Linked DNA regions of Homo sapiens: region 2 is linked to region 1. The links are chromatin loops, found by intact Hi-C in ENCODE. Cell type or tissue: heart left ventricle. All regions are shown on one strand. Links, peaks and the distances in the headings refer to the core of each region. The heading gives the core; the rest is flanking DNA.

What was found. A loop is a pair of places that touch in the nucleus more often than their neighbours do. Peaks named below come from ENCODE experiments on the same cell type or tissue, not always from the same donor. Only the 100,000 strongest peaks of a DNase experiment are listed, where the experiment ranks them.
Region 2: it touches region 1 in a loop (6-fold over the local background); 64 of 110 quality-filtered maps call a loop at or near these places.

What each region holds. Positions count from the first base shown.
Region 1 is chr2:177,330,734-177,339,068 of GRCh38, reverse strand. It overlaps LOC100130691 (Putative uncharacterized protein FLJ44553), which reads left to right. Exons shown (of 9, transcript NR_026966.1): 2 at 370-471; 3 at 4,540-4,676; 4 at 6,818-6,927; 5 at 7,413-7,497. Among named protein-coding and RNA genes, the nearest start is that of MIR6512, 21 kb to the right of the region's middle. RefSeq lists an enhancer at 1-1,063. In heart left ventricle, for the core only: CTCF peaks have their summits at 3,722, 3,927 (motif pointing left) and 6,543 (motif pointing right); no DNase peak of the experiment used is centred there; H3K4me3 peaks cover 496 bases; H3K27ac peaks cover 291 bases.
Region 2 is chr2:177,594,209-177,602,543 of GRCh38, reverse strand. It overlaps LOC124906098 (a long non-coding RNA gene), which reads left to right. Exons shown (of 3, transcript XR_007087317.1): 3 at 4,411-6,136. Among named protein-coding and RNA genes, the nearest start is that of IFT70A-AS1, 4.7 kb to the left of the region's middle. In heart left ventricle, for the core only: a CTCF peak has its summit at 4,077; a DNase peak (open chromatin) is centred at 4,022; H3K4me3 peaks cover 526 bases.

The sequences.
Region 1 (8,335 bases), core at 178-8,177:
TACAAGCAACGTGCTCACTAAACTCACTCATCCTCAGGACTATCCAGGCCTGGTGAGTTATGAGCCTGAATTAACACCTGGATCCTGATAGACAATTACGACGCAAAGTCACTTGGTGTCTCAGGGTTAGGTGTTCCACTGGGACCTAGTAGCAAGCCTCTAATATCCAAAGAGGTCCACCAAAATAGTACCTCTTCATATTGGTAAGGAGCTCAGGTACAACAGTTTATCTCTCACTTTAGAATTATAGCCAAACATGTTCTGTATACCACTGGACCCTTGAAAAATTCCCACTCGAGCGCTCATGTATTTTTTTCAAGGTATCCAAGGTATTTATTGCTTTCTACTCTTTTGTCCCCACTTGTATAGGATGAATAATCTGATATCATGTGAAATGAGGAAATAAGAAGCTTTCTGCTGACTTCATTTTGACCCAGGGTCCAAAAGGTGATGTAATCCTGTGGCAAGAAGGTAAAGCTATATTCTTGTCCGTACCAGATGAAAGTGAACTATCTCTGCTTCATCATTCACAACTGTCCTAATAAATGGCCACAAGTCCCTTTGTATTCCAGGAGGTAGACTCAAGTAGGCACTTCCTCGAGGGTACTCAGATTTCCTTTAACTGTGTCTGAGAACGCATTCATATCTGGAAATTGGATACCGTCTCTCTTTTCTAGACATAAAGGTTTTGTTTGTTTGCTTGTTTGCTATACAAATCAAGTAGAACCTTAGTGACTGCTTATTTATTTCAGTCCTGGGGACTCCATGATCAGTTAGTCACCTCCCAAGAATCCATGAGTCAGAGCATTCTAATTTTCACACTGACCTACTAACTTTCAACTTAGCCCCATGCAAATGTGCTACCTAGACCATGTCACTCTGGGATCCTGCCATCCCTCTGAAACTCAGTAAGCCAAATTCAACTGTAGCCTTTTTTCAGCATCATCGCTGGTCTACGTGAAACGTTCTCTAAATCACTTTTATACTGACCCTTCCCTCATAGATTTGTTTCTCAAGGCCTTTGTAAAGAGTGTTTTCTGGACCTTCTTATGATTTTTATTTTAATTAGAGACAGGGTCTCGATATGTTGCCCAGGCTGGCCTCAAACTCCTGGGTGAAGTGATCCTCCCACCTCAGCCTCCCAAGTAGCTGGGACAGGTGTGAGCCACTGCAACTGGCTAGACCCTTTTTTGGAAGACAAAATTGAGGTGGGTGGTTGGGTCAGATATGACAAATCTAATCCAGCATTCCTGTCTCCTAAAATTTAAAATTTTGTTCATTTACATTTTACCTAAGAGATTTGCATCTCAACTTTATTTTGTATGACTCACCCCTCAGTCTAAATGTCAATGAACATTTAGCAGAGCAAACAGAATTATTCCTAGCTTCTCAAACTAGAATAATCCAGAATCTCTTGTAAGCCCTATTAGTAAATTCAACCCAATCTCAAATCATGTCCTCTTCTTCTTCATTCAACATTCTTAAAATCAATTCTAACTCACATCCCACAGATTAATTAGCAAAGTTCTTCAATTTCTTTGGTGCTTGAGATATATCTTACTGAGCTTCACTTTGTAAACTAGCCTCTTGAAGCACAGTAGAATTTTTTTGGGGGTTGGGGCGGGGGACGGAGTCTTGCTCTGTCACCCAGGCTGGAGTACAGTGGCGTGATCTTGGCTCACCACAACCTCCACTTCCTGGGTTCAAGCAATTCTCCTTGCCTCAGCCTCGCGAGTAGCTGGGATTACAGGCACCTGCCATCATCCCTGGCTAATCTTTTGTTATTTTTTTGTAGAGACAGGGTTTCACCATATTGGCCAGGCTGGTCTCAAACTCCTGACCTCAGGTGATCCGCCCACCTCAGCCTCCCAAAGTGCTGGGATTACAGGTGTGAGCCACCGCGCCCAGCGAGTTTGACTCTAATTACAGATCTGGAGATAGTGCAGAGTAAGAGTAGGGTATAAGAGAACCTCCTATAAGGTAACTCCCTCAAACTAGGGAGTTTCAGCCTCTTCAAACAAAGGAGAAATAGCTTTATAATAAAAGCTTCAGCTGCAAAGAAGGCTGAGAGTTTGGGGGCAAGGAATCTCTGCGTTCTTCAAATTCTCCCCTATATAGCATTTTAATTTTAAAGATCTTACTCTTTCGGAATCAGCACTTTAACATATGCTCTTCTAAGACCCCAGGTAAGGAGGTGAATTCGACTGATTTGCAAATCAGCAATCAACAAGAACAAATATTGGTTTATAGCTATCTCCATCCTAGGGCTATAAAAGTTTCTTTTAACAAATTCACAGCTTGGGTTTCAGTTCATGTTTTAAGATGAGAATTTAGAGATTTTCATTTGTTAATGTCTTCAAATGAAGCAGCTAGCCTTAGCACCCAGCTCTTGAATTCCTCATTTCCTTCATACTGTTCTGTGACAACAGCAATTCTCTCCCCCATGGTCTTGTCTTTAATACCCAACTCAATCCTAATGCTCACAGGCATTAATTTCATTAGCTATTTTACTACTATAAGCTGTGGGTTTCCAGAGTCTCATCTTTGAATATTAATTGGTTTTTATTATCTTCAAACACAATGAGTCTGCATACCCAGATTCTCCTGATTTCCCTGAAAGTCTGTTGTGTGTAACCGAATCCCCATTACCAGTTTCTGTACAAGTCAGAATTCCTATTTGCCAGCATTAGTAACCAATTCTAGGTAGATTAAATAGAATGGAATTTACTGAAAGAGTAACAGTATCTATATACAAAGTTATTTGGGAAAGTTAAAAATCAGGCTCAGAAATCAGACAGGAGCCAAAGGAGGCTGGCAGCAGATGAATCAGCCAAGGACCACTGAAGGAATAGTCTGATTAGAATGCTGCCAGAACTTGGTGAAGAACTGTTATAGGAAGAGCCTAAATAGAAACTAAGGACAGTGCCACCACCAGACATTCTCTTCTCCTGAATTACTGACATCATCACTGTCTCAGTAGATAGCTTGATGGTTTCTGCATCTTTGCATCACTCCTTCTGGATTCAATGTGGGAATCCCACTGGACAAACTTCAGTTATGTGCTGATGTCCTTGCTGTCTAGAAGAGGAAGATATGCCTTTTTTCAGTTCCTATAACAGGAAAAGTGTTGAGATGCCAAATACCAAAGCACACAAACCCCAGACACACAAACACATCCAGGACACCATACTTGGGTTTGTTTCTGGACTCACTGTTTTATTGGTTTGTTTGTTTATTTTGCTGTCATTATGCTACTGTTTTAATTTCAGCTGTTTTATCTTTTTTAAAAAATCTAGCAGTTAAAATCCTCCTTCCTCTCAAATGGTTGTCTTTTTTTCTTGACTCTTTTCAGTTTAACTTTTCTCAAGGAACTTCAGAACTCTTTTGTAAAGTTTCAAAAAAAATTCCATTGGCATTTCCATTGGAATTGTATTATATTTATGAATATATTTGGGGAATAATTAAAAAATTTTTAAATGCCGAGTGTTCTTATCCAAGAACATGGTATATCTCTGTTTAAGCCTTGGCAATTTTATAGTTGTCTTCACATAGATTTGACATACTTATTAAGTTTATGTTTTTGTTATTCTGGTAATTACAATTTTTTCCACTTTGTTTTCCTTTAAAAGAGTTTCAAAGCCCCCCTTTTGGACCACAGAAAATCTTAACGTGTTATAACCTAACTATGCAAATAGCTCTGTGATTCTAATTTCTCTTTTAAGCAATATAAATCATTGAACTACATTCTTCCTATGTTTATCCAGCTTTCCTTACCAAATTAAATCTCATACTTTGTAGTGTAAATTTGAGTTTGAAAGTTAAAGGTAAAGAATGTTTTCCAGGGGACTAAAACAGGAAAAATACTGTCAACAGAATTGAATAAATTGGAAGATGGAGGCCACTGCGCTAGTACTACAGTGCCCCCTAGTGGAAAAAAGGAAGCATGGGCATGTTTATACCAAGAATGACCCCAGTCTCTCTTCCACAGGCAATTAGAATCTGGAGGTGTGTTAGTGGTCAACTAGGTCAACTCCTCTGGCTTCCAAAAAGGGAAACTGAGAAACAAAATGAAGAAATGACTGGCCCAAATTCACATTGTCAACCCAAGGCTTAAATCCAAGATTCCTAACTCTCATTTTTCTTCCTTTTTGCTACCCTTTCTTTTTTCTTCCTTCCTAGTTCAAAATATATTGTGCTCTTATTATAAAGCACAATATATTCTAGGAATGTGTTCTAGGAATACAGATATAAAGAAGATTTAGTCGTTGCCTTCAAATCTAGTTTTACTTCAAGCCTAATTTTTTTAGCCATTTTCAGGGAATGAATTTGTTGGGGAATGACCAAACAACTATGCAGGGGAAGGTTCTCAATCATCCACAAATTGACTCACAATATGATTAATTAATTATTGAGTTTTAACTGGAAAGTACAATCACAAATGTGAAAATTGCCCTTGATCAGATTCAGACCATTTCATGAGGAGGTAAGGCATACTTTCAAATGGCCTGCATTAACCTTAATCTTATTTCTCCTTTGCAGATTCAAAACTGTGGACTATCTTGCAAAAAATACAAGAAGATATTGAAAGTTTTCATGAGTGCCTACCACCTAATCTCAAACACTATCATTCATATGTGCCTCATTGAGCAAATCTTTAATGAGGATCTATATGCCAGGTATGTGCTAAGCTCTGTGCTTAGTGTGGCAAAGAGAACAGATATGGCCTTGAGGTTTCTGCTCTCACAAAGCTTATAGTCTCCTATTTGTGTATGTGTAATTCTCTAAAGCTCAGGAAAGCTGTTTTCCTCATTTTTCTTTGGCATCATATTTTTAGGCTATAGAAATCAGAAAGTACGCAAACATTTTCTAAAATTACTCTGCCCCACAAAAAGGGAAACAAAAATAACAATTTGGGGCCAGACAGAACTGGATTTGAATTCCAAGCCTGCCCTTTACAAGCTATTAAACAAGCTTATTCTCTGAGCCCCTGTTGTTTTCATGAAGTGGAAATAATATGTATCCCTTGTAAGGGATCATATCCTTATTAATACCTAAATAGAGACATTACTTTTTGAGTCAAAACTATGAATTATATGGTCCATCTCCTAAAATGCAGAAAAATTATCTAAAGAGAAGCATTATTAATATTGTTCACTTAGTTTCATCAAGAATGTCACTTTCCAGAATTAATACAGACAGATATTCTTTGCCATTGACTTTTTCTTTTTTTTTTTAAATAAGGTGAAATGCTCTAACAATGGATGCCACTATAACAGAGTTTCTGTAAGGCTATTAGTTTCTTTTTCCATGGATAGTTTCCATGGCCTTGCTCCACATAAACTAAACCCTATTATTTCAGTTATGATGACTAAATCTAGTATGACCATTATTTATCTGTATAAGGGATCTTGTAGTAATCTGTGTATAAGCTTATCACTCCATCTATTTAATGATTTGACTAAGTCAAGGATCATATTTTATTTCTCTCTGTTCTCCCCTCCCAGTGGTACCTTACACAGAATTAGAGCACACTAAATGTGTTCTGAGTAAAAAGACTATCTTACTATGTGCTGTTTGACATGTAAGCTGAGAGAGAAAATTTGGCATATGTTGTAGGTAAACTTACTTTGTTTTACCTGGGAGTAGCAAGTATCAAACAGATCCTACTCCTGTTACAATCCTGCTAGAGAAAAAAAGTAGTTAAATTCCCCAGTCTCTACTCAAACCAAAACAAAACTTCAAAAATATTGAGACACAGAGAGAAGGAATAGGATGGGGTCAGGGAGGACTGGTGTTTCTGCGTAGTGTGCATGCAGCAGGCTAATGTCCTTTCCCTGTTGTAATAGCTCCGAATGTAAGCGCCACACAACACCAGGTCTATGAAAAGCCCAGGGTTTCAAGGTCAAACAAGTTTGGGAAAGCTTGCCCAGCATTTTCCTCTCTTGCAAGCTGGCAGTGGACACTGGTAAATTAAAGCCTATAAAAACTGCTTAACATTGTTTTACCTTGCAATCCCCAAATTCATTTGACCAACGTTTCACCTATAAACATCCCGCAGATCTGGTAGATTCTGTGGAAGGCACAGACTTCAGGAAACTGCTCCACTGTGTTGAAAGGACTTCTTTCTCTTGTTAATTCACACACAAAAAGCTGCCATTTTATTTCCAAATCCTACAGAACTGGGAATGTGAGCATTTCCAGCAATGTTTCAACTGTAGAAAAGTGAGACCACTTTCTGACAATTTAGAGGTCCCAGAAAGTTTATACAATTGAATTTTAGGTATGTAAGGAGTCAGTTCGAATCCAGGAAATGGCTTCCCAGCAATGCCTGGAATGTCCTCACAAAAACTGAGAAACAGATATCCAAGTCCTGTTTTGGATCTTGGAGGGACAGAGAGAGAGAAGAGAAAAACATAAATTTATAGTCCCAAATCTCATGATGTTTCTTCCAGTTTTCTACAAATAAATACACAGTATCCACTTTCCCTGAACTCCATCTTGGGACTTTATTTTTGCGTGTTTCCAATTCTCCTCTCTAGATGGCAGCACAGATGAAAAAATGCCAGAAAAACAGCAGGCCAGACTCAGCGGCAGCAAACTGCCATCAACAGCCCTCCCCCAACTCACTCTTCCTTTTTTTTTTTTTTTTTTTAAGAAACAGAATCTAAGATACGATGGCCGACACTTTTTCCCAAATAGATTTAATCAGTTACATGGGAATACAAAAAATGACTGACGACACACCGATATTAGTGATCAGGGGAACTGACTCTAACAGTGTCTCTTACATGTTACTTGTGTTTTCTGTATCTTAAAGATAATGTAGGCATTGTTCCTAAGTCATGCAGAGGGGTTGTGTAAGCATGGTCATTTGCATCATTATCCTGCACGTCTGATACAGCCAAACTCCACGCCACCTGGTTTGCTGTAAGTATTGGATTCATTTAAGATCCATAACAATGCTATTTACTGACCCTCTTGTCAACTGATGCTGTGACACTGCTGTAAAATGATCCCTATGTCACCAGATGCTGCCCTGAAACTTAGGAAGTTAGCATGAAGGTAATACTTCATTAGAAGTTTGCAATTTATGGGTGAATTAATAATGCAAGAGAAAAGGAATAGAACAGACATAGAGAGAAGACCTTTGAGGTTTACATCAAACCCCATCAAAAGAGATTTAAAAAAAAAAAAACCTTACCCTGCAGGGGTTCATTGAATCTCATCATTAATAAAATAGGGTCTATCAGCAAGATGTTTTTAACAAAATCTGCTGACAGGGAAAACATAAGAAAACTGGCCCCTACAATGTATGACATTTCAAGGGCTCAAGAGTGTTCTAAAGAAAACCAAATTGTTCATGTGTAATGAACTGGACAGAAGCTAAAAGGTGACCTGTGTCTTTTAAACAGCAACAGCAAAAGACACGGCCGGGTGCGGTGGCTCACCCCTTTAATCCCAGCACTTTGGAAGGCCGAGGCGGGCGGATCATTTGAGGTGAGGAGTTCAAGACCAGCCTAGCCAACATGGTGAAACCCAGTCTCTACTAAAAATACAAAACATTAGTGAGACGTGGTGGTGTGCTCCTGTCATCCTAGCTACTCGGGAGGCTGAGGCATAAGAATCACTTGAACCCCAGAGGCAGAGGTTGCAGTGAGCCAAGAAGGCACCACTGAACTGCAGGGGAGAAAAAAAAAAAGAAAGAAGAAAAGATCACCATGGCAATAAAAACAAATATAGTGCATAAATAAACCAACCTGAGGCCAAAACAAAAAACTAAGTGAATCTTTCATATTTAAGAAAAAAAATCAATTTTTGTTGTGTCAGAGAACTTTTAAATTCTGTCTCTATCCTTTTTGTTTTTTCTTTTTTGAGATGGAATCTCACTCTGTCACCCAGGCTGGAGTGCAATGGAGTGATCTTGGCTCACTGCAACCTCCACCTCCTGGGTTCAAGCAATTATCCTGCCTCAGCCTCCTGAGTAGCTGGGATTACAGGCATGCACCACCACACCCGGCTAATTTTTGTATTTTTAGTAGAGACAGGGTTTCACCATGTTGGTCAGGCTGGTCTCGAACTCCTGACCTCGTTATCTTCCTGCCTCAGCCTCCCAAAGTGCTGGGATTACAGGCGTGAGCCACTGTACCTGGCCCCATTTTTTTTTTTAAGTGAAAGCAGTCTTTCCACAAGATTACTCTAAACACCACATCTTTCCTTAAATGAGTACCTTTGATAATTAGTGTGGGTTGAAATTAGTTAATATTATAATGGGTCAGGCTATCTGTCTTTGCCAACGCAACTCCTAGTGCTCTAAGGATACTGAATACTTTTTCCT
Region 2 (8,335 bases), core at 316-8,315, 260 kb before region 1:
AGAGCTTCATACTCTTTTTACCACGGGTGCTCTAAGAACACACCACCCTTTTAGAATCAACATTAAAGGTAGTTGAGTTCTTCTGAAAACTTTGCCTGGGTAAAACATTAGTGTAAATCTGTGCTACTTTGAGCATGCCACATTTACCCTCATAGGCCTTGTATGTGGCAAACGACGAAGAGACCTTCAGTGTTGTACTTCCTCTTGCTCAAACATCTGTTGATTTTTAACATTTGATTTTCTGCAGGTCAGGGTCTGCTTTAAGATTTGAAAGTGGCTCCTTTGAATGCGTAAAATACAATTTAACTACAGCTCTGTAGCATTTCTAGAGCCAAAACCCCATGGGCGACACAGCAAGAACTGGCAACCTCCCTACTCTAGCCCCATACACAAAAGGCCCGGAGGAGGATCAGAATGGCCCTTGGGTAACATAGCTCCTTTAATATTCTAGCAATAATTTTCTTCTCCCCTGCTCTCCTCCCAGAGCAGAACAGGAAAGAAACCAAACACTGTCCTATACAAAAATGGGGCCTAATGCCCCAAGGGGGGAAAGGAGGAGAGAGAGAAGAGGAAAGGTACCTTGCAAATTTGGGAAATACTTCTCAATATCAATGTAAACGCTATCATCCCAGAGCCTGGCACAGTGGCTCACGCCTGTAATCTCAGCACTTTGGGAGGCCGAGGTGGGCGGATCACTTGAGGCCAGGAGTTCAAGACCAGCCTGGCCAACATGGTGAAACCCTGTCTCTACTAAAAATACAAAAATTAGTCAGGAGTGGTAGTGGGTGCCTGTAATCCCAGCTACCCAGGAGGCTGAGGCAAAGGAGAATCACTTGAACCTGGGATGCAGAGTTTGCAGTGAGCCGAGATTGTGACCCTGCACTCCAGCCTGGGCGACAGAGCGACACTCTGTCTCAAAATAAATAAATAAGTAATAAACTATATTTTTCCTGAAAATGAATGTGGCCATTGGATGAGACTGGCAGACACAGCATAAGAGGTGAAGGGATGAGCACGCCTATAGCTCACCCTGGTAGAAATATTGAAAAATAAATCTGACCAGTAGACTTCAGACCCACCCTTCTCCATGCAACAAGAAATGCCCCCCGCCCCCCGACCACCACACACCTTATTGTTTCGTGAGGTTTAAATAGGAACAGCCATCACTAACCATTTGGTCGAAGTCCTGGATGGCTTCTGCAGACCAAATGACTAGGGGTGTTTGGGAGTGGAGTTTTCCTGAAAGGAATGGGTGTGCACCTGAAGGCTGATGGGCTAGTTGTGACCTAGGTTGGGAGTAGGAATCCACAAAGGGTCTTTTTCCTGTGAGCAGGCTTATATCTTTAAAGTGCATCCCGTTTGACATTCAGGGCAAAGTCCTAATTAGCAGGGTCGTGACTTTTCCTCTGCTATATAGGTTTTTCCAAACCACATGACCTTGGATGAACTGAAGGGGCAGAGTGTCAATCTTTGGTCCAGGGGAGGGACATCACCTTATCAAGTGGACCTGGACTCAGAGAGGTCAAGACAGAAAGTAGAATGAGGCTGTCTCCTTTCTCAGTCAGTGAGAGTTAGCTGCCCTTTGAAAAAGGAAAGGGCTGAGACTGGACATTCAGGTAACTGAAAGAAGCTGGGCTCCTATTGTGGCCTAGCAGGGGCCCTGCACTTCTTGTGTTCACCTTCAAAAGGAATTCTTTGGAAGGGGCATTCTGGAGCAAATCACCACCCAGTTTCTAAAACACCAAGGACACAGATAGCCTTAATGTTTCCCTCAGCGTAACTAAACTTCAGACGGGCTTCTTCCTGACTTGAGGCTCTGACCTCTCTTTTCTTAGAGCTTTTTTTTTTCTGAAACAGGGTCTTGCTTTGTCACCCAGGCTGGAGTGCAGTGGTGCTATCATAGCTCACTGTAGCCTTGACCTCCTGGGCTCAAGTGATCCTCCTACTTCAGCCTCTGGAGTAGCTGGGACCACAGGAGCGCACCAGCAGGCGTGACTATTGTTTTTTTTTTTTTTTAAATTGAGTCTCACTATGTTGGCCAGGCTGTATTTTCTTTAGGAAACTTTTAATTGTAAATTTGTTCTCTGCTCCTTTGAGATATACGTAAATCTTTTAAAACATCCCTTGCCAGTTTTACTACCCAGAAATGTGTTTGTCAAGGATCTAGGATCCATGTCTTTGAAATATAATCATCAAAGAAGATAGCTTTGAGCCTCATAACATATCCTGTGGAATGACAGGAACCTAACTTCAGTGGGTGCCTTGCTCCAAGTTGTAAAACTACCACCTGTCATAAAGATATGAGAAGTTTGCTTTCCTTTGGGTAAAGCCAGTTAGCAAACACAGATAGCTCACACATCTCCCTCTCACTCCAGCATTCAAAAACACACTGTTTCCAGTGGAGTTGAATTCAGACAAAGTTCTGGCCTCTCTCCCCTATTGCAATAGCCTTGAATAAAGTCTTTCTTGCCTGTTTAAATTTTGGGGGTGCCACTTTTGCTTTAACGTCAAAAATGTAAATAAACTCAACTAAAATGTATTGTGTCCCTATAAACCCCGGTTGTTTTGCAGCATGAAAAGATCCATGATTAAACTGCAAAAGGCAAAATGCCTCTTGGTTTGTGCATCTTCCTGGGGGATCATGGGACAGTGAGTTACAGTTGACACAGGAAGGAGGGATGTCACCACTATCGTAACTGAAACATTGTCAGGGAGCAGCAAGAGGCTGGCTGGAGCTGGGCTGGGACAGAGCACCTGCCTCACCCCAGGCACAACTCTAAGCACTTTGCAAATAATTCCTCATTTAATTCTTACAACAACCTTATGAAACAGATTTTATTAGTAGCCCCATGTTTTCAGGTAAGGTACACCTCTGTCACCACAGACATTTGGTAAGCATAGAACAACTGGCACTTTGGTTCCAGGATTTGTGTTTTAACCACTAGCTTATACTTCTAGATTCTGCAGCTAGAACCAAAGAGCACAAAACCCCAAGGCGTGGTAGCGGGCCCACTGAGACCTGATCAGGTAACCAGGTACATGTCAGAGAAGTCTCTATGTCTCTACCAGAGAGCAGTTTCCTATTTCAGGACTAAAGCAGCCCACAACAGGGCCACCACAGCATCTACCTGTGATGTCCCCTGTCTCACAGAATAGGACAATTCTGCATCTCACCAATTCCTAAGGTCAGAGGGGGTTTCTTCATAAAAGGCTATGTAGGTTCTTCCTATAAATCTGCCTTCACATGACCACAAGGCTGGCAGTTCTAGGAAAAAAGCCTGTTTTTCTGCAAAGGGTGAACAAAGGTGGCAGTGTCTGAGAACAATTGAACAGTATCAAAGCTGCTTCCTCCAGGCAGTTCTGAGGTGACCCTGGCTGATCTCTGCAGTACGTGCTGAAACTGAAATAGCCTTGACTACCATCAAGGGCAAACTAGATTCTGCACTCAGTATGCTGAGTACCTTTTCCCCTTGCCACTTGCTCCCTTACAACTTACTTTCTTCCCTTGCTGCTTCAAAAAGTGTGGGAGAAGCCCTTTGATAGAGCAAGCTGATGCTTGCACAAAGAGAAGTAAAATTGCTTTTGCACCTCAACTACACAAAAACTAATCCCTTTACTGGGTCCCCAAGGCCCCCAGTGTAGCCCCTGGATGTCTCTGCCTGGATGGCTGTAGGCTGGGGCACCAGGTTCACCATTTCATTCTTTGAACCTTCCTTTTTCCATCTGTGAAAAGAGAATCTCAATATTTTGCCTAGTACTCTCCAGAGCTGTTATGAGGCTCAAATGAGATAATGTATGTAAAGCACTTTATAAACTGTAAAATGCTTTACAAATGTAAGGGATTATTATAAACCACAATACACTGATGTTTTATGCTTTTATAAAACTACTGGCTGGAACTGCTGTAAGGGGAATCCCTCTGGTGATTTTTATTTTGGAAACAGGAGGACTTGGGTTTGCCTCCTTGCCAGGAATTGGATTCCTGGCAGCAGCTGTTTATTCCATTTCACTCCGCAACACACATATGGCCACAGCACGCCTCCTGCAGAGCTGACAATATGTACTACTGTGTTTGAGCACATCCACGGAAAGCATCCTTTCTCCACCCTCACTATTTCTAACTTGCCAAGTCTAACACCTAGGAAATACAGACTTTCAAATCGCATTTCACCACAGCAACATTTGTTTTCTTAGATGAGGTTTTTCCTCCTTAGCAACCAGAATTTTGCAGTCAAACTTTCACCACGAAAACAGTTTTCTCTTGAGCAGATTGAAAAAATTGGATGCTGCTTTATTCAACCTTTGCCATGGTTAAAATGAAAATGATATTAATATTTGTCCTGAGACCGGGCTTGGACCAGCTGAAAAGGATTAAAGTACTAACACGTTCTTTTTTCCTTGTACCTGCAGTGCACAGATAGACTGGACCAGCGCTGGGTGACGGTGCTCAATCTTTCTGCTGCAATGGAATGGAGTGCACTGACGCTCTGCACAAATATCTGCACAGGGCAGTGTTATAGATAACCACTCACTGCTCCCTGAGGGGCTTGAGATCATTCGATGTCTAAGAACTACTACTGGCTTGTAAATGTCAAGAGAAATTATGAACATTTGTAGAAAAGTAACTGTTTGACTAATTTCCTGTTCCATGGAGCAAACACACTGCCCCATGTATTTAGAATCTGGTGCTGACAGCCAGGCCATGGCAAGCTTCAAGGTTATAGGATCATAAATGGGATTAGATAAGCCAGACAGTGCGGCTCAGACTCCAGCACTTTAAAAATATTATTAAAACCCCAGGAAAGGCAAACAATTTTGAAGGGAAAGTAAGATATAACAGACTCCCACCAAGAGAGAAAAGAATCTTGGATATGATACTGGAACTTGGTAACCCCTTCCCCCACCCACCCCCCGCTGCCCCCGCCAGAGCACTTCCAGAGTGTATGTTAGTTAGCATCAATCAACATTTTAGGACATAAGACATAATGCAACAAGTCATGCTTTGTAGCTCAGACAGATTTTTCTATTTGATTTGATCCATGACGAAAAAAAAAAATTTTAAGGAAAGAACAAAGAAAACTTACTGAGAAAACCAAAATCGACAATAAGAAGTCGCAGTTCCAGAGAGCAGAATGCAGTGCCCCACCTGGAAGCCTTTGTGTTTTAAATTATCTGTTTCTTTTTAATTGACCAGATTAATTATTTCCACCTTGCTACTTGGCAGGTAGGGTCACTATTCCTTTTTACAGCATTAATGAACTCATTCACTTTTTTTTCCATGTAATTAAGACTATGAGTTGCAGATCACATTCTTAAATCGGCTTAGTGTACAGCCAATTCAGTCTTTATTAAACAAAATATATGACATCAGGTATTTCTCACTGAAAAAGAGTGTTGAGTTTCTACTGAGTTTTCCTCCAGTTGAGAGAGGAGAGTGGTGACTTTGTTCTTTTTATTTTTTGGAGAAGAAACACAGACCTTGTAAAGGTTGTAGCCTCCAGGGTGGTGTTTCATTCTTAATAGACTCAAAGTCTGGAGATTTAAAGGGCAGCTGATGGATTCATGTTCAGGTATTTCTATTGCCACCAAAATTCTGACCAGGTCCTTTCATGAGCTATTTGAAAAGAAATAACTTTGGGTATGCTGTTAAGTTAGTTATGTGAAATATATTGCCCTCTTCTGTTAGCTTTATTTCTAGGCCATTTAGGAAGCCCTAGGAATATTAAGAGTTTCTCAGTACATTGACTACAGTAGCCGAACACAGTACAGAAGGCCGTTTGCGGTGTCTACAGTCCTCCAGAGAGCAAACTTTAAGGCAATGCAAACTATCTCCCAAAGCATTTGGTTTCATTCAAGACTTCTGGATCTCAAGTTGATTCCCAGAGGAACTCAATTTGGAAGTAAAGGGTAAGGTGCTTTAATCTTTCCAGGACCCAAATGAGATTTCCTCCATTAAATTGAGTCTGGTGGAGCACCTGATCGAGAGAGAAACTGATGGGCAGACATCAAGAAATTGATGAACAGACATCTTAATGCTGGTCCTCTTTGCCACTAGCAAAAGACAAGCAACATACATTTAAAATATTAGGAATACCAGTGCATTGTTTTTACATATTAAAAGCTTGTGAGAAATTCATTGCATTGTCTGAATACAATGGGATTGGAATCAAAGGTACAGCAACTGATGTTTTTCCATTTATTACTCCACTTCTTAGTAGAAATGGAATCTTCTAGTTACAGGTAATAACTCTGTGACAAAAATACTCAAGTATGTAACATAACTTAGTTCCTAATTTTTTAAATGGAACCTATATTTGGCAATCTTCTGTCCCACAGTTGTAAAACTTGATGGTATTCTTATTTTGTTTACTGAGATTTCAGGTGGTTAACTGCTGTATTTCCTTCCAACCCAAAATTCAAGTGTAGTAATGATATCCATGTGCTTCAAAAAAGGTATGTTGGCCTGTGGTTATGTTTTAAACAGGTGCCTAAACACACATACTCACATAGGGTCACGGAGTCACCTGGAATGGCATTTCATCTTGGTCTCATGCACAGCAGACTGCACCCTGACAAAAAACATTCAAAGCTAATAGCAGCGTGGCTTAGGGTAACTCTGTCTTTTGCATTAAAAATGATAGTGTAAATGCTTCTTATCCATTGTTGTGATGGCTTGAAACAGTGTGCAGTCTTTATACAAACAGGCCATTTCAAATCCATGTTATAGGCATGTGTGGGAATGGCAGTGATGAGAAGAAAAACATCAATTTCAGGGAGTTGGAGTCTTTATGCATGCTGTTAGAGTCCTCTTTGTGGCTTGTACCCAAATTGTTTTGTGCTGGATACAGCTGAAGCCTGGGTCTCTGGAAAGCACAGTGATTAAAGGGAAATGTGCTCAGAGAAATAAGGCTTTCAACTTCTAGGAAGCCAACCAAACTTGGGAACCACCTCAATGTATTACCAGTCCTGGCTGGGCCAATTTCACCACAGGGACACAGTCATTTTCAATGACAGTGACTCCATTGCTCTGCCCCTCCAGAAATGCAATGCCAAGAAGCAAAAACATCTGTCTTGGGGAAATCTTTGGGCATCATAAAAGTTCCCTGCTCTCCCTTCAACCAGATTTTCCTCCTGCGCTGGCATGGAGGGCTGCCAGACACAGCACTTGGGGAAGCCTGCACATTAAGATGGCCAGCTCGGCTACCCTCCGTTCTGGGCTAGGTCCTCTGGAGTCTTATTTTCAGCAATCCCTCCCCTCTGTGCCTCCCTCCCTCCCTTTCCCACAATTAACTTACCTCCTTCCAGGCTGGAGTTGGGATCAGGACCTTTGGGGACACAAAGGGGAGAAAAATAGGAATGATGTCTGGGTTAGGTCTTGAGAGTTTATTCCACTGTATGAAATACTCCATACACCGTTTAAGAATAATAACCATGAGGGATCTATCTAGTGATTGCAGTGCTGGTTTTTGGTTGTCTGATGTTTGGTATAAATGCTATTTTATGCATTCAAATACAGATATATTTATTGGTGTAATAATGTTATTTTGGTCATCAGTTAACTTGGTTCTCCCTTTCCAATTCTACCCCGCCTGTCTCCTACCTATCTCCTGTGGGCGGCAAGCCACCCAGGTGCCGAGGCAAGAGACCGAGGGCACGAGCTGTTCCAGTGTAATAAAATATATAAAATAAGAATAGTTATACTAGATATAGATCATAGATATGATTATATATGAATATAATTAATCACTAGCTTGTAGCAATTACTCTTTATTCCAATATTATAACAATCCTTGCTCTACAATTATAACCTAGGAAAAACCAGGCCATACAGAGATAGGAGCTGAAGGGGCACAGTGAGAAGTGACCAGAAGACAAGAGTGTGAGCCCTCTGTCACACCTCGACAGGGCCACTACAGGGCTCCTGGGTCTAGCGGTAACGCCAGTGTCTGGGAAGATGCCCGTTACCAAGCGAACCGTGGTCTAGCGGTAGCGTCAGTGCCAAGGAAGAACACCCGCTACTTAGCAGACTGGGAAAGGGAGTCTCCCTTTCCCAGGGGCAGTTTAGAGAAGACTCTACTCCTTCACCTCTTGTGGAGGGCCTGTTATCTGGAGTCCTAACCGTCTCCCTGTGATGCTGTGCTTCAGTGGTCACGCTCCTAGTCTGCTTTCATGTTCCATCCTGTACACCTGGCTCTGCCTTTTAGATAGCAGTAGCAAAATTAGTGAAAGTACTAAAAGTCTCTGATATGCAGAAATAATGGTGTAAGCTGTCTCCTCTTTCTGTCTCTCTGCCTCGGCTGCCAAACAGGGAAGGGCCCCCTGTCCAGTGGACATG